3 separate regions of the Homo sapiens genome follow, and regions 2 and 3 are each linked to region 1. The links are chromatin loops, found by intact Hi-C in ENCODE. Cell type or tissue: PC-3. All regions are shown on one strand.

Region 1 (8,000 bases):
TTTGGGTTGGTTCCAAGTCTTTGCTATTGTGAATAGTGCCGCAATAAACATACGTGTGCATGTGTCTTTATAGCAGCATGATTTAAAGTCCTTTGGGTATATACCCAATAATGGGATGACTGGGTCAAATGGTATTTCTAGTTCTAGATCCCTGAGGAATCGCCACACTGACTTCCACAATGGTTGAACTAGTTTACAGTCCCACCAACAGTGTAAAAGTGTTCCTATTTCTCCACATCCTCTCCAGCGCCTGTTGTTTCCTGACTTTTTAATGATTGCCATTCTAACTGGTGTGAGATGGTGTCTCATTGTGGTTTTGATTAGCATTTCTCTGATGGCCAGTGATGGTGAGCATTTTTTCATGTGTTTTTTGTCTGCATAAATGTCTTCTTTTGAGAAGTGTCTGTTCATGTCCTTCGCCCACTTTTTGATGGGGTTGTTTGTTTTTTTCTCGTAAATTTGTTTGAGTTCATTGTAGATTCTGGATATTAGCCCTTTGTCAGATGAGTAGGTTGTGAAAATTTTCTCCCATTTTGTAGGTTGAACATCAGCCTTTTAATCACTGCATTTCTATTTCATCATTTTAATTTAAGCAATTCTCTATTTGTAGACATTCATATTGTTTCCAATTTTTCATTAACTTAAACAATACTGCAGTGAACATCTTTATTTTGGCACTATAATAAAATAGCGTATGTCTCTTTGGATACCCTCACATTGCTAGTCAAACACAGGAAAAAAAATTGACATGAGAGGTGCTTACAGTGATCAAAATAATAAATAAAATCAGGATTTCTCTTGTTTTTTTCCCATGAATATTTTTTCTCTTTCTCAAAACAACAAAGAACATCTAAATAAAAATATCTCAAAAGGATTCCCTTTAAATAAAGGAAAAGCTGAAACCATGAATTCAAAAGAGATTCTAGAGCAAAGAAGCTCTCCTTCCTGATACTCGTTTCCTGGATTTAAAAATAAAAGTCCATTTCTTTAGTTGTTTTAAAAGGGAGAACTGCTATGATATTTGTACTGAAAAGGAAAGATTACATTAAGGGCTGACACAAATTGACAAAAGCCAGAAGATTCAAACTGAACACTATCCCTCTATCCCTAACTCAAGCATTTTAAAGCAAAAAATAATTTTAACAAAAGGACTGTGCTCCATTAAAAGATTTAGTGGTGACTCAGTAGGACAGCTAAAAACACATCTAGCATTACATGCTTCCATGATAGGTACTGAAAACATTTTAAAGAATAGATTAAAAGAGCATAATGGGAGAGACTTCGCTGAATTAATGACTGGGAAGAATATGATTCTGGTAAATCTGACACATACAACAGTCCAGCATCTGCAAACGCAGATGAGAGGAAGACATAAAACAACCTTGTAAGAAACCTGCACAAAAGTGTCTGCATTTTACTGTCCATAAATATCTGGTAGTTGGGGTGAGGTAGGAGCCGATAGACTGTAAATAATCTGTGTGCGTGCTTATACTAATTACTGTTAAGGACAACACAACCCATTTATTCTCCAAGTGAGCCATTCTGAATAATCATTCATATTTGGATTTGCTCTCATCCAATGTCTAGTCTTTGCCAGTGCCTTCTATATCTAGATCATTTGTAAGGGACCTATTCCACCTTACCGTGCTTTTCCTCTTCAAAATCTTTACCACCTTCCATTGCTTCCCTCCTCCACTCATACCAAACCCCCTACCTGCTCCCAGAGCTTAAAACCACAAGTTCTTTTCTGGAATCCTCTCAAGACAACAGAGCTAAAAGAGTTAGTGGAAGAGCCCTCTACTCAGACATGATGAGACCACTTGTTAATCAGTTAATCCAAAGTTTGTTCAAGTGGGGAATGATTTAAAATGATATTACACTTAAACATTTATTTTAATGCACGTCCATTTTGCAGCTGTTGATGCAGGGGTGAGGGTCCTTCCTCCTGTCTGGGTCCTCTGGAATTCCACAGCATCTTTCTTATATAAACCATATCCATAATATATTTCTACAATTTCCAGTTTGGAAATTTCTCTGAAAAAAATATGATACTTGCAAAGCACTTTGACTGCCAAAAGAATGTCCACATTGTTTTGCAGCTTTTTCCAATTGTTCACAGTTGTCTGGCCCACCCCATTTCAACAGCCTACTTTTTTTTTTTTTTTTTAACAATCCTACTTTAAACAAAAATCAACTATATTAAGTCTTTCAATGTGCTTGGCTAAATTTTCATAGATTCATGAAAATACATTCATAGCTTCATATTTTATTAAATGACATAATTATAATAAAAAGTACAATGATGGCCAGGTGCAGTGGCTCATGCCTGTAATTCCAGCACTTTGGGAGGCCAAGGCGGGTGGATCACGAGGTCAGGAGTTTGAGACCAGCTTGGCCAATATGGTGATACCCCGTCTCTACTAAAAATACAAAAATTAGCCCATTGTGGTGGTACACACCTGTAGTCCCAGCTACTCGGGAGGCTGAGGCAGAAGAATCACTTGAACCCAGGAGGCAGAGGTTGCAGGGAGCCGAGATCACGCCACTGCACTTCAGCTTGGGCAACAGTGCGAGACTCCATCTCGAAAAAAAAAAAAAAGTACAATGACTTAAGGAGGTTTAGGGACAAACTGTAGATACCATTGGTCCTCAATGAGAAGACACTAGCATTCATCCTGTGGAGGGTTTTATGCAGTGAACAGAGAGCATTTGCTAATCAGGTGGGTCTGATCTGGCAAAGCAGTTAAGTGGGGGCCGTTTAAGAAAGTGTTTGCGGTAGATCTATCAAGTTAAAAATTTTGGAGCCTGTACAATTTCTGATGATTGGCAGAGAAACCCAGGATATAGCTTATCGCCACAAACTCAGTGTGTGACCACAGATAGCAGTGATATTCGAAAGTATCCAAAAACATCAACCAGGCTGGGCACTGTCCAATTAGAACACATGCTGCCCATTAACCACCTGTAAAGATATACTGTGTGTTCTAGTTGAATATCAGCTCTGATGTGGAAAAGCTGACATTCGCGACCTTATTCACTTGCAAATGAAAATACAAGAGCGGTTGGTCAAGCAATACTCTAAGTTCCTTCTAACTCTGACATTCCTTATTGAGCTATGTACACCCCTAATTAATTTCCTTCCATGGGATTAATCATTTTTCTGATTCAATTGTTTGTTCTTTTTCTGGATGGGGGTCATCTCGGAATTGTCGTTGAGACATAGATTCTTGTGGGCAATAACAAGAAGACAAAGCAAGGGAGGCATGACAAGGTATACATTAAATGTAAATGTATAGTGTATATTTTCTATATGCCACGGTATCAAACAGATCTGCTTGCACATACTCATAACCACATACTCACATCCTCCCACCTGATTCTCTAGGGGTCTGTGTTCTGCATGTTTTATTTTGTTTTTTAACCTGGGGATGATGCTAATTTTCATGGCTTGCTTCGTTTACACAGATTGGAGCATGTTTTCCACATACAGCTTCTTGTTTGCCAACAAGCCCAGCTGTTGGGGGGCATAGAAGATCACCCAATTATAGAAAACAGTCTTGAATACCTTTTCATGTTTCCCTCGCCTACCCTGGAGGCTCTTTTCCAACAACTACAATTTTAAGGGCCTTTTTCATTTACAGGAAACATTTACTTCTTTATTACTTTTGTTTGTTTGTTTCCAACTCATCCTAAAAGAGTTTACCATAGCGTAGGTAGGGGACCCTTTTCAGTTCTCCTCTAACAGCCCACAGGGAAAGCAAAACCAGGAGAAACCAAGGCCATGTGACCAGATGAGAGCAGGCTTTTATTTTGAACTCCCTAAAAAGGGAAACAGGACCCAACAGATTTGAACATTTGCTTGGAAAAAAAAAAAGAAAAGAAAAAAATCTCCAAACTACTTTACGGTGTTAGCCCAGGCTCCTGTATGCCAAGTCCCAGCCCATAATAAATTTTATTGCAATGTTATAAACTCCTGAAAAGAGGAACTTGGAATGAAAGTGCTGACACAAGCTGCCAGAGCCAGGCCACTTCATTCTTGTGGACTCTGTCCTGACATCAGCACACGTCTAAGGCAAAACCCCCAAAACTGAAAAAAAATGTTTTGCCCGACGGATTCTTTGATTCTCTCTTAATTTTAGTTAAAAAGAACGGGGGAGGGGACCTCATCAATGAGAAACGAGCACTCTTGCAAACAATACATGACTGCATGTGGATGCTCCTGGCTTATAGCTCAAAGAGTTATTCAGCTGAAGTTAAATTCATTTTGCAAATGAAGCCAACCTTTTTTGAGGGGTGGGGGGGGGGTGATTATTCATTTAAATGACAGCTTTATGTACTATAATTACAGTCATTAATGAAGGCACAATTATTTTATCATACATTACCAAGATCAAAGAAGATTTCTCAAGAATAAGTTGTCAGCATATAGAGTCAATACAGAAATTAGACCAAATATGAACTGTAACATTTTGCTTAAATAATGCCCTAGAGGTTAAAGAAACAATGAGTTAAAGTTGTAGAGGGAGAAAATTTAAAAGACACACTAGAGGTCACTGTTGCTACTTGAGCTGAAGATGTATCCACACACATACACACCCAGGCACACAGGCGCACACACACGTGCGTGTGCTCACACACACACAGGTATGTATATATATAAAATATGCATATTTTAATAGGTTCTGTGCCTATCAGAAAAACTCTAAAAAGATCAGTTACCTTCATTAAATTAAAAAAAAATCCATCATGGTATTTTTTTCTGGTGGTTATGTGGACAGTTGGCTATAAAAAGATGAAATGTAAAAATAAATCTTAATTTTGAGGATTTCTTTCATGACCAAGGACATATCAAATACTTCACCTCTGATGAAAGATTTTGCACCTACTCTGCATTTTGAAAAACACCTTTCATCTATATGTTCATTTGGATTAGAAAGTAAAAGTAATTGAGGAATTATGGTCAGTATGCCTCTTCTTATTAGGGGAAGACGATTCCCTCTTTTAAAAATTTTTCAAATTTTAAGATTGTTAAATAGGGATGATATATTTAGTCCTATCTTTGAAGCTGTAAGGAGAAAGTTGTTTAGGTATGGCAAGTCTGTGAAAAATCTTGGAACAAGTATGGGAATTGTTAGTGTAACATTTCAACTCTACATTCATAAAAGGAAATTATTTTAGGAAAAACGACGGGTGGGCCTTTGTAAATGTAATGAGTTTAACAGGAAGAACTCCCTTATTCGTAGCTCCTGAAGAAGTCTCAGGCTCCGTACTGTGCTCCAAGACTTTTGGTGCACAGTATGTGCATATTGTTGATAGAGAAGGAGCAGATCTATTTCAGAGCCCAAAGGCTGGCTCCTGAGTGGATTAGCAGAAAAACTCAAGGCTGGATGATCTATCCCAAGAATAGCATCTCATTGCCAAGGAAGGAAATCCAGAAGACATATTCATGCTGTTCAGTATTCTTCTTAGAGTATTGGTTTCAGACATGTGTACTGGCAAGTGAAGGATCAACCTGGAGGTGTAAATTTCAAAGCTAGGCTCGCAAACAACGTTTCCAGAAAGATGCCCATTTCATCTCTCTTGTTTTCTATTCTTTGCACGTGATGCATGCCTTTGTTTGATAATGCAAGACCTGTAGCAAAGGACAAATAAGGGGAAAGGGTGAGAAAACTATCTCATTTCTTTGCTGAACCTCTTCTTTGTTCTCCATTGTGTTTTTTGATTTGTCCATGCAAATCACAGTCCTGGGAGTAATTAAAGTTCAGAGAGCTAACTAATAGCTCCTCAGTAACCGGATATTTTCTACGAATTTCATGGGTGTGGGTAAAATGGATTTTAAATATAATTTGAATATTTTAATGGAGAATTACACATTTTTAATAGAATTTGCCAAATATCCTCTGTTAAATTCATGTTAGTGACGGAAGAAGACTATTAGGATGCTCGCAACCTCAATGTGAATCAAAAGTAACTGCTTTGCCCACGAGACAGTGCAGCATGGAAGAGGTAATCTGGATGCTGGACTTTTGGTGCTTCCTCTACTACCCAGCCAAGGTGAACTTGGGCAAGCCCTTGACCTTCGCAAGGCTAATTTCTCACTTGTAAGAAGGAGCTAATAATTTCTGTCTTCTCAGGCAGGATGACATAAATTAATAGGTGTAAAGTGGTTGGTACCAGGCTTGGAATGGGAAAATTTTGGTAAGTGTCATTCATCTTCATTGTCATAACAGAAGTCCCCTGAACTCCTTGACACCTATCAAGAAGGGACAGATGCTGTGTTTACACCCACAAGCAGGTATGAAACAACAGCAACATAAGAAAACAACATTTGAATTCAACAGCTTGTTATTTGGGGGTGAGGAGGACAGGTTTTAATTAACAGTTGTATTTTTGTTTTTCCAAACAGCTTTGTGTTTACCAATTCAAACTTGGACTTCAGAGAAAACAGAGAGCACTCTACTATGATAACACAGAACTAGTACCATAATTTTTTTTGGTTAAGAAAGGTATGTACGTTCTGGAAGTTACCTGGGTAGAATAAAAAACAGAATAAAAGTGGAAAGAACAAAAGAATTTAAAAAATGAATAGAATTTATTTTCAAATAAATGTGCATTTTGTTAACCAAAATAATAAACATTAAATGTGTTTGTGTTTTGTGCCACATAACTATTTTTTAATGTCCTATTATTCACAGCCTAGTTAGAGGACCAGGGGTTCATTGAAGTCAGCATGTTTAAGAGCAGTCCCACAATTCTTACCAGGCTGAAAACCACTGCCTTCACCAGCTCTGGTTGCAATTATCATATGCAATACATTTTGTTTTAAATGGAAGCTTTTATAATGAAATTTAGAAGCCAGCGTCATTTCTCTTCCTTTGCTTTCTACTAAAAAAGAATTTGAGGACAGACAATAAAGGAAATGGCAAGGAACTATTCTATGACCTTGGGCAAATCTCTTCGGTAGTTCGGCCTTGTATACACACACATATGCCCACACACATGCACACACCCCCTTCGTTTTATATTCTTCTGCAAAGCCATGTCAAACAAAAAGTTGGATGGAGATTTGGCAATTCCTTGGTTATTTTGAAAAATGGATATATTGATCAAATTGAATGGGTACCAAATTTTCTAATTATGCAAATAATTGCTAAGTCTTCAATGTAGCTTGCTTAAGAAGTACTGCCCAGAGAAGGGGAAATGAAGAGTTTCTTTCTCACTTGGGTATACAATGAGAATTTGTAGAGAGCTGTAAGCACCTCAGCCGAGAAATGATGCAGAAGGAGAAAACGTGGGCTGGGTGCGGTGGCTCATGCCTGTAATCCCAGCACTTTGGGAGGCCGAGGCGGGCAGATCATGAGGTCAGGAGATCGAGATCATCCTGGCTAACACAGTGAAACCCCGTCTCTACTAAAAAATACAAAAAATTAGCCGGGCATGGTGGCGGCCGCCTGTAGTCCCAGCTACTCCGGAGGCTGAGGCAGGAGAATTGCTTGAACTCGGGAGGCGGAGCTTGCAGTGAGCCAAGATGGCGCCACTGCACTGCAGCCTGGGCGACAGAGCGAGACTCCTTCTGGAAAAAAAAAAAAAAAAAAAAAAAAAAGTAGAAAACGTGATACCCTTTTCATCTTACTATAATGAAAGTACTGGAACTGCCTTTTACACTAGATTAAAACATTTTTAAAACCCTTGTTCCTAGCCACACCCTAGAACACTGTTTCTGAGTTGCCTTTATTTCATTAACATTCTGGGTCAGCAAGAACAGGGCTTGGACAGAAATACAGCAAGATGGCTACCTATCACTTGCAGAGGAAAAAAAAAATTCAGGATCATTCCCCAAGTGAATTAAAAACATAATAACAAAAAATCCTCCAGTTAGTGATTCTTCTTTGCTGCCTGTAGGCAGTTCTTTGATTGTGGGATATCTGATGGGTGTTGGTGGGGAGAGCCAGTTTAGTTGTGTTTACATGAAATAAAAGGTAGAAGCTGCACAACTGTAC
Region 2 (8,000 bases), 84 kb before region 1:
ACGAGCCCAAGCTGAGGGTGGGGCCAAATGTTACCCAGTTGCTGTGTGCATTTGGAAGAATGACTCAAACCTCCCACACTTCCTTCATCTGTAAAGACCTCACTGGGATGTTGGTAATACAGAGAATAAAATACGTAATGGGCTAAGGTTTGCTCTCAATAAATGGTGGTCTCCCCTCCCTCAGGGAGCTTGTTATCTAAGTGAGGAGACAAGATCTGTGCATAAGGAAGATGATTCACAACACTCCACATGAAGCATAATGTGATGTTACATACCAGATGTTTTCCAGGCAGGAGTTACAATGGAATAATTAATTATTTTATGGTTCTTCTTTTCTGTAGGGTGTTGGGTGCACATTTGTCACCTGGGAATACTACCAGCAAGCCTCATATTTTTTCTGCAATAAATGCTGGAAAGGAAAAAGAAATGCTGAAAATGATGAAGTAATTCCAATTCTGCTGATAGAGACCTGGAAATGCACTAGGGAAAAATGACAAGAGTGTAACACACTGCTGCTGATTATGTCATAATGATTATTTTATGCAGTTTGAAGAAGACTCACTGTTCTAAAGAACCAGCATCCATTTCCAGGAAAGAGCAGGGATTCTCCATCCATACCTCCATGGGATGAACCACATTGAAAATAATGATTTCCTTCTAATAGCTTACTCTACATTATATAAAGAATTCCTTGGGATTCTAAAAAAACCCTAATAATATAGTAATAATAACAACAGAGGTTTGTTTTTGCTATTTGTAGTCTAATATTCAGATTGTGAGCAGCTGTTTTGGAAGGCAAGATGAGTGAATAGATGTGAAGTCGTCTTAGAAATGTCCAGGCTTCCAAAAGAAATTTCACTTTTAAAAGAAAATAGCCTAATGTGAACCACATTAGAATCAGCACATCTAATCCTACGGAGAAAAAGTGACCATGGCTGTCTACACATATAGGCAGGTCATTCAAGCTCATTCAAAAATTCCACTTTCACTGGTGGTCTGTCTGTGTCCACATGGTGACAAATGGCCCCGGCAGGGTTTTTGAGGTGTTGGCACCACCAGTGAGTGCCAGATGGAATGTGGTGAAAGTTCTGATTTGTACCTTTCAGACTAAAGGTACTTTCCAGAATGGACGGGTCCTTCTGGCTGCCTTTTGTAAGTGCAGCCACAGGTATTCTGTTGAAGCCTGTGGGTGAGAAAGACATAAACAGGTGCTATAAATTTGTCAGACCAGGAAGCCACAGGCCGTTTAGTAAATGGTAAACCCAATGGCCCAAAAGAACAAAGGGGTCTCTTTTCATCAGAATGATCAGGCTCATTCAACAAATATTTATTGAGCACCCACTTTCTGCCAGATGGAAGAGCCACTGACAAGGCCTCTTATTTAAAGAGTGCCTGAAGTGAGGAAGCAAACCCCCAAATCATCTGGGATGGTATGAACTGAACTCTGGACCGCAACATGATGGAAAGGAGGAGCTGGGGTCCCAAGGGCAGTCCAGACAACCTGAACCTGTGACACTCACCCTGCCCACACACTCTCAGAGCTGCAGCTTTCACGGGGGTGAGTTTTCTGCCTTGATTTACTCAGGCCAAGACCTTTCATTTTCTGGAGAAAATACAGGTTTTTCTGTAGTATTTCACAAACAAGGCAATTCTCTCAGGGAGGTGAAACAGCATTGCTTCTCAACTGAAATCTGAATTTCATCTTCCTAAGTTTATATCGTTGAGTCACAATTATTGAGTCATAAAGACCAAAAAGGATGTTGAAAGTTAATTTATTTACCACACTATGGCTTAGACTATTCTAGAAATATGAAAATATCTCCTATTAAAGCAGACTTTCTGAGGAGAAACCATTGCTTTTTCAACTAACGTTTTATCATGTTTTATTGCCTTCATAGTTAACTATTTTTTTAAATCATATCTAACATAAGTCCCTCCAGCAGCATTTTATATCTCTTTTACAATACTTTGCCCTGGATAGTTGAATAATAGTTCATCAAGCCTCATATAACAGTAATTAAATTGTCACCTTGGTGTTTTTCAGACCCAATTCTTGCTAATTCTTTGTAGGTGACATGAATGCTTGTAAATGAGCTTGCTGAATGGGAGACCAAGAACGATGATATTGAGCTGTTACTACATGCCAGACATTTAACCCTTTCATCCAGGTTATCTCAATCATTCCTTACAGAAAGGCTTTTGAGGTAGGTTCAATCATTTCTCGCATTTTATAAGTGGGAAAACTGAGACTCTACGAGAGGTCAATATTTTACACTAGACCCCCACTGTTGGAAGGGGTGGAGCTGAGATGTATTTCCAGTTAATTACACAGATAAGACTGCCCACTTTTTCTATGAATATTTCCAACTATTAGATTGAGTGAACCTTAATTAATCAACATATTATTTTAAAAATAACTTGCTCATGTTCTAATGCCTGTTTGTCACTCAAGTGTTTGCAAAATCAGGGAATAATTTTTTTCTAGACTTTTACTCCTTTTCCAGATATAAGCTCTTAAAAACCTTTGTTTAATCTTTGACTTTAAATCCACAAAACATAATAGCTGGTGAGATACCTAATACCTTTGCTATTTTCTTTGAGGATACAAGTCTTGATATTTATCTCTTTAAGCCAGTAGCTCTCAACCTTGGCTGTGCCTTAGAATCACTTACAGGAGCTTTTAAAGATCCTGATGCTGGACCACACCCAAGGCCAATTAAATTAGGATTGCTGAGGGTGATACCCAGGTGATTACAATGAACATCCCAGGTTGAAACCACTGATTTAAACAACTCTTCCCTGGACTTTCCCGTACCTCCATTTCACCTGGCCTGCTGTGGCTTTCGCTTATCTAGTTAGAACTGTAATTTGGCCAGTTCATCGCTCATTCCCAAAGGGGATCTCATTACCTGTCTCTAATACAGAGTCTGAAAAAGCTAAATATTCTGTCTTCCAGATGTCCTTGCAACTGGAGGTGCCATATGATACAGTTCTGCCCAAAGACAAGAAAGTGAATGTCTGTTGAGGGCTTCCTATAAGGCCAATACATACAGGTGTTCCCAACAACAGGTAAGTCAATTCAGCTGGTTGGATTTTTCACTTTTCATCTGAATGTTTACATGTATCTGAATGTTTCCATAGACATAGACTGAGCGTGTGACTTGAGTCAAAGTTAATTTGAGTAAGAAACCAAGGGAGAATTTTATTTCTTTTTATTGATGCCTCAGTCTCTTTCCATTTTTTCATAGAGACCCAGGAGTCCATGTTAAAAGTGTCCTAAAGAGGAGGTAAAGGCTAAGGAATTTGAGAACCCTAAGATTTTCTTTGAAATTCTGTGGAGATGATGCTAAGAGGATCACTTATAAATGCTTATTGGATGTAATTTCCATGTTGGACAGGTGATATTTCCAGGGAGAAGCTTAAGGGATTGTAGGTAATATAAAGTCTCAAGGTAGAAAACACTGACTCTGAGACTGTGTATTTATAATGTGTGTGTGCATGTGTATGTGTAATTCATTTGCTGATCTTTGTTTAACTTTTTATTAAACTATAATGTATGTGCAGAAAAAAATGCACATATTATAACATAGAGCTTAAAGAATTTTCACAAATGACCATATCTTTGAACCCAATACCCAGGTCACAAAACAGAACATTACCAGAACCCTAAAAACCCTTGTTCTCCCTTCTAATAACTACCTTTTTGGCCAACAATAACTACCAGGCTTCCATTCTTACCTTTTTACAAAACAAACCAATGAGTGGAAGCGCAAGGTCACCCCTTCTCCTGTTTTCACTTGCTCGCGATTGACATGGGGAAGTAAAACCTGTACTATGGCACATTTAATTATGGGAAAATGAAAAGAAAGAAATAAAAACCAGACCAACAAAGCAAAGATTTAAGTTGGCATCGCTTTCCATATCATTGTGATGCCGGCAGACACTCAATAAACATATCAGCATTGTTAAAATGATTTATCAGCCAAATAGTTGAATGTAAAATATTATCAATACAGGTGTCATCATTGATCTTTCTTGGGTCTCACTGCTGAAGAATGGGGCTGTAAGATGATTTCAACAAACAATCCTTGACAGGAAACCAAAGGCAACAAGGCACAGGGACAGACAGCTGACAAATGCAGTATGGGGCCATTAAAGCATGTGATGAATTTGCCAGGAAAGTATATATTTGTGCAAGAGGTGAGCTCATATCTCCCATAAATTTGTCAGCCGTGACACAGTGTTCTCCGGCTTGGCATGAGTAATGCCTTGCTATTTGCGCCTTTGTCTGGCAAAAGCTCTATCAGTCACTCCAGGGTTATTTACAAAGAAACGTGTCTATCAGTTACAAGGACATGACTTTGCTGCTAAAAGATAACAAAAGAAGAAATCAGGCAGTGGCCTCTCAGCGAGGGATGCGTCTTTTCCAGACAAGCTCTGGACTGGAATGAATCAGATGGACGGCAATTGGCCGGGCTGGCCCAGTGCCTGGCATGACCAGCCTTAGTGCATTTATCCACACTGATTAGATTAGAAATTATTAATAGGGGGCTACGGAGTAGAGCAAAAGGTCATTTAGAGTTTAATTCTGTTCTCAGATAACTTCATTTCGGCTGATGGGATTGTTATTGTAGGGGTTTTATATGTTTATAGGAAACAATATACTCAATAATGAAGTCCTGCCTCCTTCTGCAAGGTCAGGAAAGCTATTGTGTAGCTAGATTGAAGTCTTCACAATTGTGTTAATTAAGTAACAGTGATTGGACTTGGTCTTCTCTTGAAATGCATTTAAGAGCCTAAAAGCTGCTGAGAATGTATTCTTTCAATATAAATATATAGTAAAGCAAGTGAGACCAGAAAGCAGCTGACGATTGAGTAAACAGAAGAGCTGACATGAAGCTTTTACTTAAGACAGGAGCCTGGTTGGCAGATGTAACTTCTTGCCACATAAATACAAATGTCTTGTCAGTTTATGATTAAACATAACAGGTCCCTTTTTCTTACTCAATTCCTGATGAATCTGAAAGATAAAGCTGTAGAAAGTATAGTTGATGGTCTCATCAGTTACTTTGTTGCCTTGCAGGCCTGCCCATTTGAGGCAGATGATCAGAGTACGGTAAGAGGCATGTCCTTCTCAGATTAAAGGGCCATAGCCTTGGTCTTGGCTCATAGTCCAGGGTCATTCTGGAGAGGGAACCCAGCTTTGTCCCCTCCTTTGGAGGGCTTATAACTCAGATATTAACATTTGCTGAAGATGGTTGTAATTTTTTTTGTTCTGAGGTACAAGATCTCTTCTAAATAGCTAAAAAAGAATTTAGTTGATTCTAAGTGAAAAGTGAGTTCATGGAAAGCACTTTGTTGCCATGTGTTTCTTAAAGACCACAGAAGACTTTTGGGCTCCAGTTAAGCAAGTCCCCTTCGATTTGGCTCCAGATGCAGTGATACCCCACGAAGGGGAAGTTTAAAGTGAAACTTGGCAACTGGTGATTGAGTCTTATCTTCCCAACTCTCCTCCAACGCCCCCACCCACACATATAAGAGAACCACCATCCAAAGACAGAACTTAGGAGAGTTGTTGAATTGAAATGATAGTTTCATTGATGTAAGTTTTGTAAAATACCTTTAAGGCAGAGATTCTCAAATGGAAGTGATTTTGTCCCCCAAGGGACATTTGACAATGTCTGGAGACATTGGGGTTGTAACAACTAGGAGTGGATGATTGCTACCGGCATCTAGTGAGTGGAGCCAGAGATGCTGGTAAACATTCTGAAATACCTGCCCCCTACATAGAACAAACAGTCATCCAGGCCAAAATGTCAATAGTGTGAAGGTTGAGGAACCCTGCTCTCAAGAACCTTTGAATCAATGAAGGATGAGGAGTTGGGAGAGGTTACTCTCTCTAGGGAATGGGTTACCATACAGAATTTCTACTTAGAAAAAAAATCTATAATTATGACATTATAAATAATCATACTAGAATTTGGAAAAATTTCTTATAAAATGTGCTTGGCCAGGCACGGTGGCTCACACCGGTAATTCCAGCACTTTGGGAGGCTGAGGCAGGCAGATCACGAGGTCAGATCGAGACCATCCTGGCTAACATGGTGAAACCCCATCTCTACTAAAAATACAAAAAATTAGCCAGGCGTGGTGGCGGGCGCCTGTAGTCACAGCTACTCGGGAGGCTGAGGCAGGAGAATGGTGTGAACCCAGGAGGCGGAGCTTGCAGTGAGCCAAGATTGTGCCACTGCACTCCAGCCTGGGCAAAAGAGTGAGACTCTGTCTCAAAAAAAATAAAAATAAAATAAATAAATAAATAAATAAATAAAATGTGCTCATTTCAATGAAAACTTGGGAGATAGAAAAAATTGCTTTTTTTGTGCCACATGATTTTAGAGTTATTTGCTACATGTGCTGCATGATTTTAGAGTTATTGTGGTGTGATGAAATGTCAAGACTCAAAAGCTTTGTACGAATATGCATGAGGTGGCATGAAGTACTGGAAGGAAGACTAAACTGAGATCCCATATATCTAAATGCAACCTTGTCATTGATGAAACATGAGCCTGGTCAAGTTCTTTAACCCGTGTAGGCCTCAGTTACTGTTTCTGGCCAGACACTGAGACTGAGAAGCTTGACATCACTACTTGGCTATTCCTTCCTCAACCACAGTCATAGCCAGGACAAGGATTTCTCCTTATTTCTGAACCTAACAGTCATCCCTTCCTTTACATTACCAGTGGCCTGACTTTAGTTTGGGTCTTTGTTGCTTCATGTCTGGACTGTTGTAGTGGTTTCCTAGCCGATGGTTTACTCTTGGACATATGCTATGAAATGCTGCCATTTTGTCTGTTTAAATCATTACTTTTTTCATGTCACTCCTTTCAAATTCTTCAGTGGCTTCCCGTTGCCTCTAACAGTTACTCTTGGTGTGACACCCCCATCCCTCCCTGATAAGCCTAAGAATGCTTTTCTATCTTTGTCCCAGGTGTTTGCCCTACTTGGGTCTTTGCTGTCTCAATCATGTTAATGCACTTACTACCTTCTTCATAATGGCATATCCTAGAATGAAAGTCTTATCGCTCAGCATTTGTTCAGAAGCACCCTCCTTCCTGGAACGTTCCCTCTCTATTGTTCTCTCTTATCCTTCTTTCAAATCTGAAATCCAGAGCATCTCAAGAAAGCTTAATGAGATTTCCAGTAATATCTCTGTCCTCTAAGTTCCTATGTACTTATGATTGTCTGAGCAGTATGCATAGTACTTACTGTATTTGACTTTGTATAAAATTTTTCTTCTCCCTTCATTTACATCTTTCATCCCTTCTCAACTAAGAGAAAAGAGTCCACCACACTGAGTAGGCTTTACAGGATCTAATAGGGGGTTCAATGGGAAAGGTAAATAAATGTTTTATACCATCTTCTGGGTTTCTTGCACATTCATGATTGGCTAAAACTAAGACATTTTGGGAGAGAATTGTAGCAATGTATTCACACACATAAATTAAAACGTAAAGTCTTTCAATAGGCTGTAAGCCTCATCGTGAGAGTCACAATGCCCAAGGCACCTTGTGTCCTCTTGGCTTTGATGTAAAAGATGTCCAAAGAAGGCTTAGGTGGATGATTTTATTCCGTACATGCTTTTCTATGTCAAAATTATCAGTGAAATAAAAGTAGTATCCAGGATTGGGGGACTTTCGGTTACTACAGAAAGCACTTTGCATTTAAAAAAATATTTTACTAGCATAATTTTTTTGTTATTTTTGAGAGAAACATCTCTGTTGAAATGTGTCTCTTGTAATCCAAAAGTGAAAGTTTTCTTTGAAGGTCTCAGTTGACTCTTGTAACACATTCCAAAGACAATGGATTCCACTAGACTCCTAAACTTAAACAAAATGATCGAATTTTGACATGGAGTTGGAGAAAGTGATCCATATTGCTTAGTGTTTTGGGAGGGTGCTTTTTGTTGTTTGTTTGTTTTTCTTTAGAAAGCTGTCTGGGAT
Region 3 (8,000 bases), 240 kb after region 1:
TCCTCACTTCATAATCCAGTTGGACATGCTAGTGAAGGAAGGGCTTCTGGAAGGGCTAAATGAGTTGGTAGATGTCAACAGCTCAGCACAGCACTTGACACAAAATAAGCATGTTGTAAACTGCAAGGATTAATAGATATAATATAGATTGTAGATATTTTCCTGCTTCACTTTATGTCACAAAAAAAATGCTAAGTGAATTGCTTAAATGTTGAAACATTCTGGGAATAAACGCAATTGGGCTTTATTTTGTTTCTTTTTTCTTTAGTAGAAACTATATATTTACTTCATTTTAGGTACTACTCAGGTACTCACACCTCAACATATCATTGCTTCTTCCTCTTGTTATGGGGTCAGAAATTTATCATGAAGTTTTAATTGTTAGACAATGAGGATTTTCCAGTTATCAAAATTCTTTGGGAGAGAGAAAACTTTAGCCTCTTTAGGCCAGCACCTAATGACACAGTTGGGAAGAGCAAACCAAATAATTTCGGAAAACAACCTTTGACTACAATTCTGATCCAAGAGGATCAGAAGTGTTATCTATTGAGAGACTGCCATGTCTCAATTTAACAATATTAGGCATTCTCACCTGATTTTTCACTTAAGTCATATAATACACCTGCAAGTAAATGTGATTTCGCCCCTTTCCATACATGAGGAAAACGAACCTGGTGCTTTTTAGGTTAGGTGCTAGAATTTGCACAGGTCTGTCTAATTTTGAAGTACAATCTCTTTTCCTTACTGCCAAAGATGGGGAGAAGAGTGGAGAATAAGAAGTTCGGTTAGAATGGGAAGACTCCTAAGACAAAACTGGCTTCTTAGCATTTGCTTAGGACAAGTGTTAGAATAAATGAACTAAATTAACAATAGCAACAAAACAGGAGAATATTCTGTCTTGGTCTGCTTAGGCTACTATATTAAAATACTAGACATTGGGTGGTTTAAACAATAGACATTTATTTTCTCACAGTTCTTGGGGAGAGAGGACAGAGATCAGGGTGCTAGCATGGCAGGTTTCTGGTGAGGCCTGTCTTCCTGGCTTGCAGACACTAGATCTCTGGTGTCTCTTCTTATAAAGATACTAATCCTATCACATCAGGGCCCCACCCTTATGACCTAATTTAGCTTTAATTACCTTCTTAGGGGCACTATCTGCTAATACGGTCACACTAGGGATTAGGGCTTCAACATATGGATTTTGGAGGGACACAATTCATTCCATAGTTATGCTTCTCTCTAAGTTAATGCTTGTCTATGTCAACCTTATTTTTATATTTTCTATGCTTAACATGGGCCCCATTATAAAACTCAACTTATTTGGGATGGAATAATTAATAAATAAAAACAGTTGGAGGTCCTTCTTTCCAAAAGACTATAAAAATTGATGCTAAAGTATAATAGGGTTGTAAAAAAGAAATTTCAGCAGCTTAATTTCTTAAAAAAAGTCGTAAGAGTTTTCATTAGCTAACTTCCAAGATAGCTAGTTTTAATCTAGAATAAAAGGTTTCTTAAGGTTTCTCAATAGTGACACTATTGACTCCATGCACCAGATAATTCTTTATTGTGAGGGTTACACCGTTCATTATAGGATGTTCAGCAGCATCCCTGGCTTCTGCCCACTAGATGCCTGTAGTACCCCTGTCCCACTCCCACTGCCACCCTGTCTTGGCCTCAATCATAATAATAAAAATTGTTTCCAGACATTGCCAAATGTCCCTGGCAGGAGTAGGGATGTGACAAAGTCATTTGATCTAGATTCCAGTTTGTAGACCACAGAGTATTACGGATCTTAGAGAGGCCTCTAATTCCAAAACAGAGAATCTGCTTCAATCTCATTGGGATGCATGATCCCTTGATTCATCCCTTTTCTCCCTCTTAACTCAGTCTGTGCCTCATGTACACTCACAGATTTCCTACTCTGCCCCCATTCCCTTTTGCCACTTGTCCTTCTGCTGTTTCTGTCTCAGCAGAAGTGTCCATTTTTCTGCTCCTGCTGCCAGGCAGGTAAAGGTTAATTGAGTAAGAAACAACTTTGGCATCTTTTATACACTTCTTGGTTCTGCTACCAAGGTATTCTCTCAAGTCCCAGCTAAGCAGTGGCCAGAAGTTTGCCTCTCAACTTTATAGTGAATTCCTACTCTCAAATCCTATCATCAAACAAAGCTCATCTACAACTTTGCTTCAAAGATCAAGACTTCCTGGTTTGACTGCTGTTAACATCTGTCTTCCATTTACAGACCTTCTATTTCTTTATTTGCTCTGAAGGAAAGTCCATTCTCCTGTTCAAAGCACTCTTGGTCTTCCCTATTATTACCTTTTTCTTGCTTTGGTCCCCTCCCCGTGTGTCCTTGTTTCCCCTTGCATCTTTAGTCTCTCTCATTCTCCTTGTCTTTTCTTCTGTTTCTGAAAACTTGCTTAAGTTTTCTTTACTTTCAATTAAAAAACTAAAAAATCCTCTTCCCTAACCCAGTGGTTCTCAATTAGGAAAGATTTTACGTTCCAGTGGACATTTGGCATCATCTGGAGGCATTTTTGGTTTTCACAACTGAGGGTAGGAGTGTTACTGGCATCTTAAGAGTAGAAACCAGGGGTGCTGCAAAACATTCCATTTAAAATTACAGGTCTTCTTTTCCCCAACCCCAACAAAGACTTATCTGCTCCAGATATCAACAGTTCCTGAGGTTGAGAGTGCTCAACCCTATAATTCCCTGGAGATGCTACATCACCTCTGCTCTTTTACTTTTTAACTCATTGGAAGAATTGTGCACACCTGCAACTGTACTTGCTCACTGCTCAATCACATTCACTTACTCTTTAATCCATTGCAATCTAACTTCCTTCCATAGGTTACCAAACCATCAAATCAAGCAACCTCAGTTCAATCTTTAGCTTCTGAGCCTCTCTGCAGTCTGTGATATTACCTTCCCAGCCTGTAGCTTGGGAAATCATGGAAGGATCAAAGGTTCACGCATCCCAGTGAAGTTGAAGTAAATTGTCTATTTTGGAAATGAGAAGTCTTCCAAGATCCACAATACTTTATAGTCTGGAATCTAGACCCTAGATCAGTGGTTCTTAAATAAATTTGCTCCCCCTCTACCCCTGTCTGGGGACATGTGTCAATGTATAGAGAGAATGTTTAATGTCATGATTCGAGCAGGGGGCACTACTGGCATCTAGTGGGTAGAAGCCAGGGATGCTGCTCAATATTCTTCCATTTTCTTTCTTCTGACTTATCTTTTGGTATGCCTCCTTAGCTCTACCCTGTCTTTATCCTCCTCCAATCTGACAGGTGTTTCCATTAACTCTGTGGTCTCTTTTTACTCCTCCTCTTTGTTTTATCTATGCTGCCGGTTTGTAAACTTGGTGAAAACATTTTAATCATGCTAGATACATGGGATGCTTTTCAGGGTTCCTTGCACAAAGGATAGCTCAAAAAATATTTGTTTGCTTGAATTAGGATTAAACTACGTATATCTATGTAGAAAACAAAACAAAGCAAACTGGCCTCCAATCTCATGAAAATCCGAGAGCAAAATTTGGAGCTTTTATTTATCATGTGGCACATCTTATCTCCATTGTTATGCCATGGTAAAACAGGCCCATGGAAAGTCAGGAGAAATAGGAGTCCAGAATTTGAGTTGAGTTGCTGACACTCTTGGACTTGGGAAAACCTGTATTATTCTTGGGCATATTTCCTCATGCATAAAACAGAGGGGCTAGAGCAGATGAGCTTCAAGGTCATTTCTAATTTCAAAGTTCTATGATCCTAAATAGAAAACTCATAAAGTTGAATCCCTAGTAAATTTTTTTCTAATTCAGCAAGTTTTTCAGTAAAATGATATTCTTAAGTTGACTTAATTAATATCTTTATATTTTGATGGGTCAAACATGCAGTGTTTAAACATGTGTATACATATGAATACATACATATTAAACATTATGTACCTATATAAAATATATGTGTATGTATATATGTATCTATATGTATGTGTGTGTGTAAGCATCATGTAAATCCAGTAAAACCAGGCTTTATTTCTAAATCAAATGTTCCAGTGCAATTCTAAGTGAGTTAAAAGATGTTGATCATAAAAACATGGATTCAGCCTTAACAACTGTGTCACAGATAATGACGATGTAATGAGGGAATTTAAGCAACAATCAGAAATGATGTGGTTTTCTTCCCCCACCAAGCACATGTTAAATTAACCAGTAAGCCTTGAAGCCATGCATACCTGATGATTATTTTATGTTATCTTGTGTTTTAAAAAATGGTTCCAAAGTACTAGATTTACAGCACTGCAGAATCCCACACTGTTGCAATGCTGTCTTCAATTCAGCCACTTCATATTGAAATTTCACACACAATAATTGGCTGACCTTCACAGCTATGGCAGAAACTAATTAAAGCTGTAAGGCTGTGCTAGCATTGCTTTTGTGTGAAATGTGAAGTTTGGTGATAATGAAATATGGGGTGCAGATGTTATTGTCTTAGATAGACCGTGCCCTTGGTTCACACTAATGAAGAACAGCAATTATTAAACAAAAAGTATTTTTTACTCATTAATTATTTTGTGTTGTGAAAGTAGAAGTACAAACACAGCACCACCTCTTCTACCAGCTAATCCCCAAAGTAATTTTATGGACTTTACCAGCTGACTTCTATATCATTAGGTATCCAGTTTTCACTTTCTCCCCCTACTGCTCTTAGACCTTTGGGAGCCTTAAGCAAGGACCTGGATGGGTTCAGAGAGCAAAGGGTAAAGGGCATGCTAAAAATGGTCACCCATAAAGATTTTTAGACAGCTGGAGGATTAAATGAATGAAGCTTTTTGGAAATAACTTCACACACCAAACAGAGATGTTGGTAGAAATATGATGCCATCCACATTGTTGTCGGATGATAGGCAAAGGTCACTGCTGCTCTTGAGGTGCAAGTAGAGAAATGAAGCAGGCCTGAGCTCTGTTTCTTGGTTGTTTGGAGTCTGGGTTTCTATTAATAGGTCAGTGTGACTTGCAGGACTTCCACTGGGTCAAATATAACAAATCACAGATTTGTAACAATTAAAGGAAAACACTAAAAAGGCACATTGTATTGGCAAGTCTTCACTTTCCATGGGCGAATGATCTAGTCTGCTTCTCTTTAGTCCTCTTCTCATTGACTATATTTTAAAATTTAAGTTATTTTTTTTTCCTCATTGACTTTGGGATACTCAATTCTTATTAACTGGCTGAGGTGGGAGAGACATGAATTAAACTTAAATTGTCCAATTTCCCTATTTGGGGAAGGAGAGTGAAATGATTAAGTTTAACTGTTACTTGTGTAATTTTTACTGTCATTCATACCCCGTACCATGAGCATGCAGGTAGCGACTGCATAGGGCACTGTATCAAGGCCTTGTCTAAGAGGTGTCAGCTAGTAAAATGCAGCAATGATGAAGATGGGAAGTGGCAGAAGCAGCAGTAGGTAGGTGGGCATCAACTGGATCATGTTACTTCAGACTAGGCAGGGGAACAAAGGCTTGAGAGGAGGAAGATTTGTGGTCATGGAGATACCATGTAGGGGGAGGTTTGCCATAGAGGTTAGAGGAGGTAGCTTTGGGCTCCATTTTCTTAATGGTTGTGCCAGTTGTCAATATACCTTAGTCTCTGGGTAATGGGATACTTAGTGGGACTATGACTGAATTTGAGGAGTAATTAATATGGCTAATGATGGTTATAATGACTGTTGGCATTCTATGTCTCTTCATTTTGGGGAAAGGATAAGAACATCTTCCCTTATATGAAGGATAGCTATACATTGTTAGGTGGAAACAGACTTGCATGGTTGTTGTAAAGAAGTTCATTTGCGTGCAGATGGGTGCACATAGAAGCTCAGTGACCAAAGGGGTGGACTATGTCAGTTATTAGGCTATTGCCTCTCACTTCCTAATCTACGCTTCATTGCCCTGCTTTTGATAGTGGGACATTTCTCCCTTGCCAGCTTGCACAATGTTCCCTTTTTGCAGTAGAGGGCACTGGAGGGACACTGGAGGAGGAAAGGGCTGTTCTTTCTGGTTTCTGTGTGTTTTCTGGTTACTTCTGTAGTATAAGGTAGGCAGCATTCACAGGACACCAGCAGGGTTCAGAGGCAGCACATTTCATGAGTATCTCCCCATTAGCAGCTTTTCCCCAGCAACGCAGAGGGCAGCTTTTTAGATGTTCCACTATTATGGGAAACTGGCCTGCCATTCAGTGAGCCATGAATGATCAAGTCCTCTCCAAGGGAGACTGGGTCTCACTGAGACCTTGAAGGAGGCAGGGCTTCACTGGGTCCTCTGCCTCAAACCTAGAGGTAGTGGCTGCTCCCTCTCTGTGCTATTTCTGTAATCTTACCCCAAATAGGTAAGAATTACCTACTCCTAAGATGGCAATCCACTCTTGTAGTTAATAATCCTTTTTCACTAAGCTTTCCTTGTTCACATTGCTATGTGGCTTCTGTCTCCTGATTGGAACCTGACTGATTCAGTGACCCTCCCATCTTCACTTCAATGACTTAAAAAAGAAGTAAATTAATTTGTTTATTATCATGACTGATTGAGTTAAATATAAAAGGCTAGGCAAGAAGGTATTGGTAATAGCAGAAAGGTGACAGAATATAATTGAAGCAATTGTCAGCTTTCAGAAGAAATAGATATGAATTAAAAGATTACAACCCTATGCAATTTTCAGTGTAAAGAATAATGAAAGAATGAACAAAAACTCTTAACTTTACCATATATCAAATAAAGCAGTAAATTAGACTGAAAATATAGAAAATATAAAAATGTGGTCACATTGTTCCATGTTAAAATGTACAGAGTACCCACTTAGAGATTACAAAAGGCCTGTAGTGTTAAATCCTTTGGGCTAAGACATGAAACATCAGCTTTGGAGTGGTCTTGGCTTACAGTGTAGAGGGAAGCATTAGATCATCTCACTCTCAGGAACTGGTTTCACCCCTATTACCACTCATCCAGAATGCATCTCCAATTCACTTATTTGAGGCAGACTCCACAGCACTGCTAAATTTTATAGAAGCGAGATCCCAAACACTGCCCTCTCTTTACAGCATAATCATCATTTTCACCAGCAAATCTACCATTACACAAAATATGATCAATAATGGAGTGGATGCTGTTAAATAGAGCAGTAAAGAGACCTAGCTGGAACATTAATGAGAGGCAAGGCACAGCAATGGAAGCCAGCTCTTCCCCAAGGAGAGAAATTGCCCCCTTAGGATATCAAACCATGTTTCTCCTCAGGCTGCATGACACATGGACCTATCAATACCATGAGTAGAGCAATGTGCAGGTAGAGATCACCCATGGGAATGGCATCTAGGGACAGCAATTCAGACAAAAAGGAAAGGGTAATAACTTGTTCATTGAGAAATAAGTGAGTTACAATGCTCCTGAGCAGGTGTCTGGTCTGATGCTTCTAAGCTAGAAGTGCCCGTTTGGCTTAGAAAATATAATGTCAAACTTCTTTTCAAGCCAGATCCCTGGGGACAACTAAAACTGGGTTGCTGCAGAGAACTGCTTTTTAACCAGGGGCTGAGCAAAGTGCTGCTAATAAAACATCAGATGGTCTTTGTGGTGGTTTCTTTCAGAGTAGGCTGGCTTCTGACTGATGGGTCTTTGGTGTCTACTTGTTTTTAGCAAAATTTTCTTTTTTATCTTTTTAGAGATGGGGTCTCACTCTGAAGCCCTTGCTGAAGAGCAGTGGCATGATCATAGTTCACTGCAGCCTCAAGCAAAATTTTAATGTGAGGACCTGTTAGTGGTAGAATACCTGTTTGCCTCTATGAAGAAGTAAATGTCATTTTCAGTCAGAGATAGAGAATGATAGTGATGGTGAAGTTGGTTCTTGTGAGTGTCTCCAGGTTACTCATGAAGGGCAGTTTGCACACCTCCTACTCCCATTAGGTGCATGATTAAATTGCTACGATACTCAACTGCTATAAGGTGTACTGCTGGTAG

Evidence for each region. Peaks named below come from ENCODE experiments on the same cell type or tissue, not always from the same donor. Only the 100,000 strongest peaks of a DNase experiment are listed, where the experiment ranks them.
Region 2: a loop joins it to region 1, with 4 times the contacts of the local background. A loop is called at or near these places in 2 of 110 quality-filtered maps.
Region 3: it touches region 1 in a loop (13-fold over the local background); 9 of 110 quality-filtered maps call a loop at or near these places.

The regions. Positions count from the first base shown.
Region 1 is chr2:67,473,559-67,481,558 of GRCh38, reverse strand. No RefSeq gene overlaps it. Among named protein-coding and RNA genes, the nearest start is that of ETAA1, 80 kb to the right of the region's middle. In PC-3, a CTCF peak has its summit at 4,527 (motif pointing right); a DNase peak (open chromatin) is centred at 4,578; H3K27ac peaks cover 901 bases.
Region 2 is chr2:67,557,986-67,565,985 of GRCh38, reverse strand. LINC02831 (long intergenic non-protein coding RNA 2831) reads right to left here and starts at 1,686. Exons shown (of 7, transcript NR_183413.1): 1 at 1,521-1,686; 2 at 1,100-1,183; 3 at 276-409. LOC105374786 (a long non-coding RNA gene) reads left to right here. Exons shown (of 4, transcript XR_001739524.2): 2 at 342-1,558; 3 at 2,071-2,204; 4 at 2,957-8,000. RefSeq lists an enhancer at 1-334. In PC-3, no CTCF peak of the experiment used is centred here; DNase peaks (open chromatin) are centred at 15 and 4,235; H3K27ac peaks cover 3,666 bases.
Region 3 is chr2:67,232,662-67,240,661 of GRCh38, reverse strand. The region is part of intron 1 of LINC01828 (long intergenic non-protein coding RNA 1828); the gene reads right to left. The region is part of intron 2 of LOC101927661 (a long non-coding RNA gene); the gene reads right to left. Among named protein-coding and RNA genes, the nearest start is that of LINC01829, 21 kb to the right of the region's middle. RefSeq lists an enhancer at 3,780-5,221. In PC-3, CTCF peaks have their summits at 3,188 (motif pointing left) and 5,996 (motif pointing right); no DNase peak of the experiment used is centred here.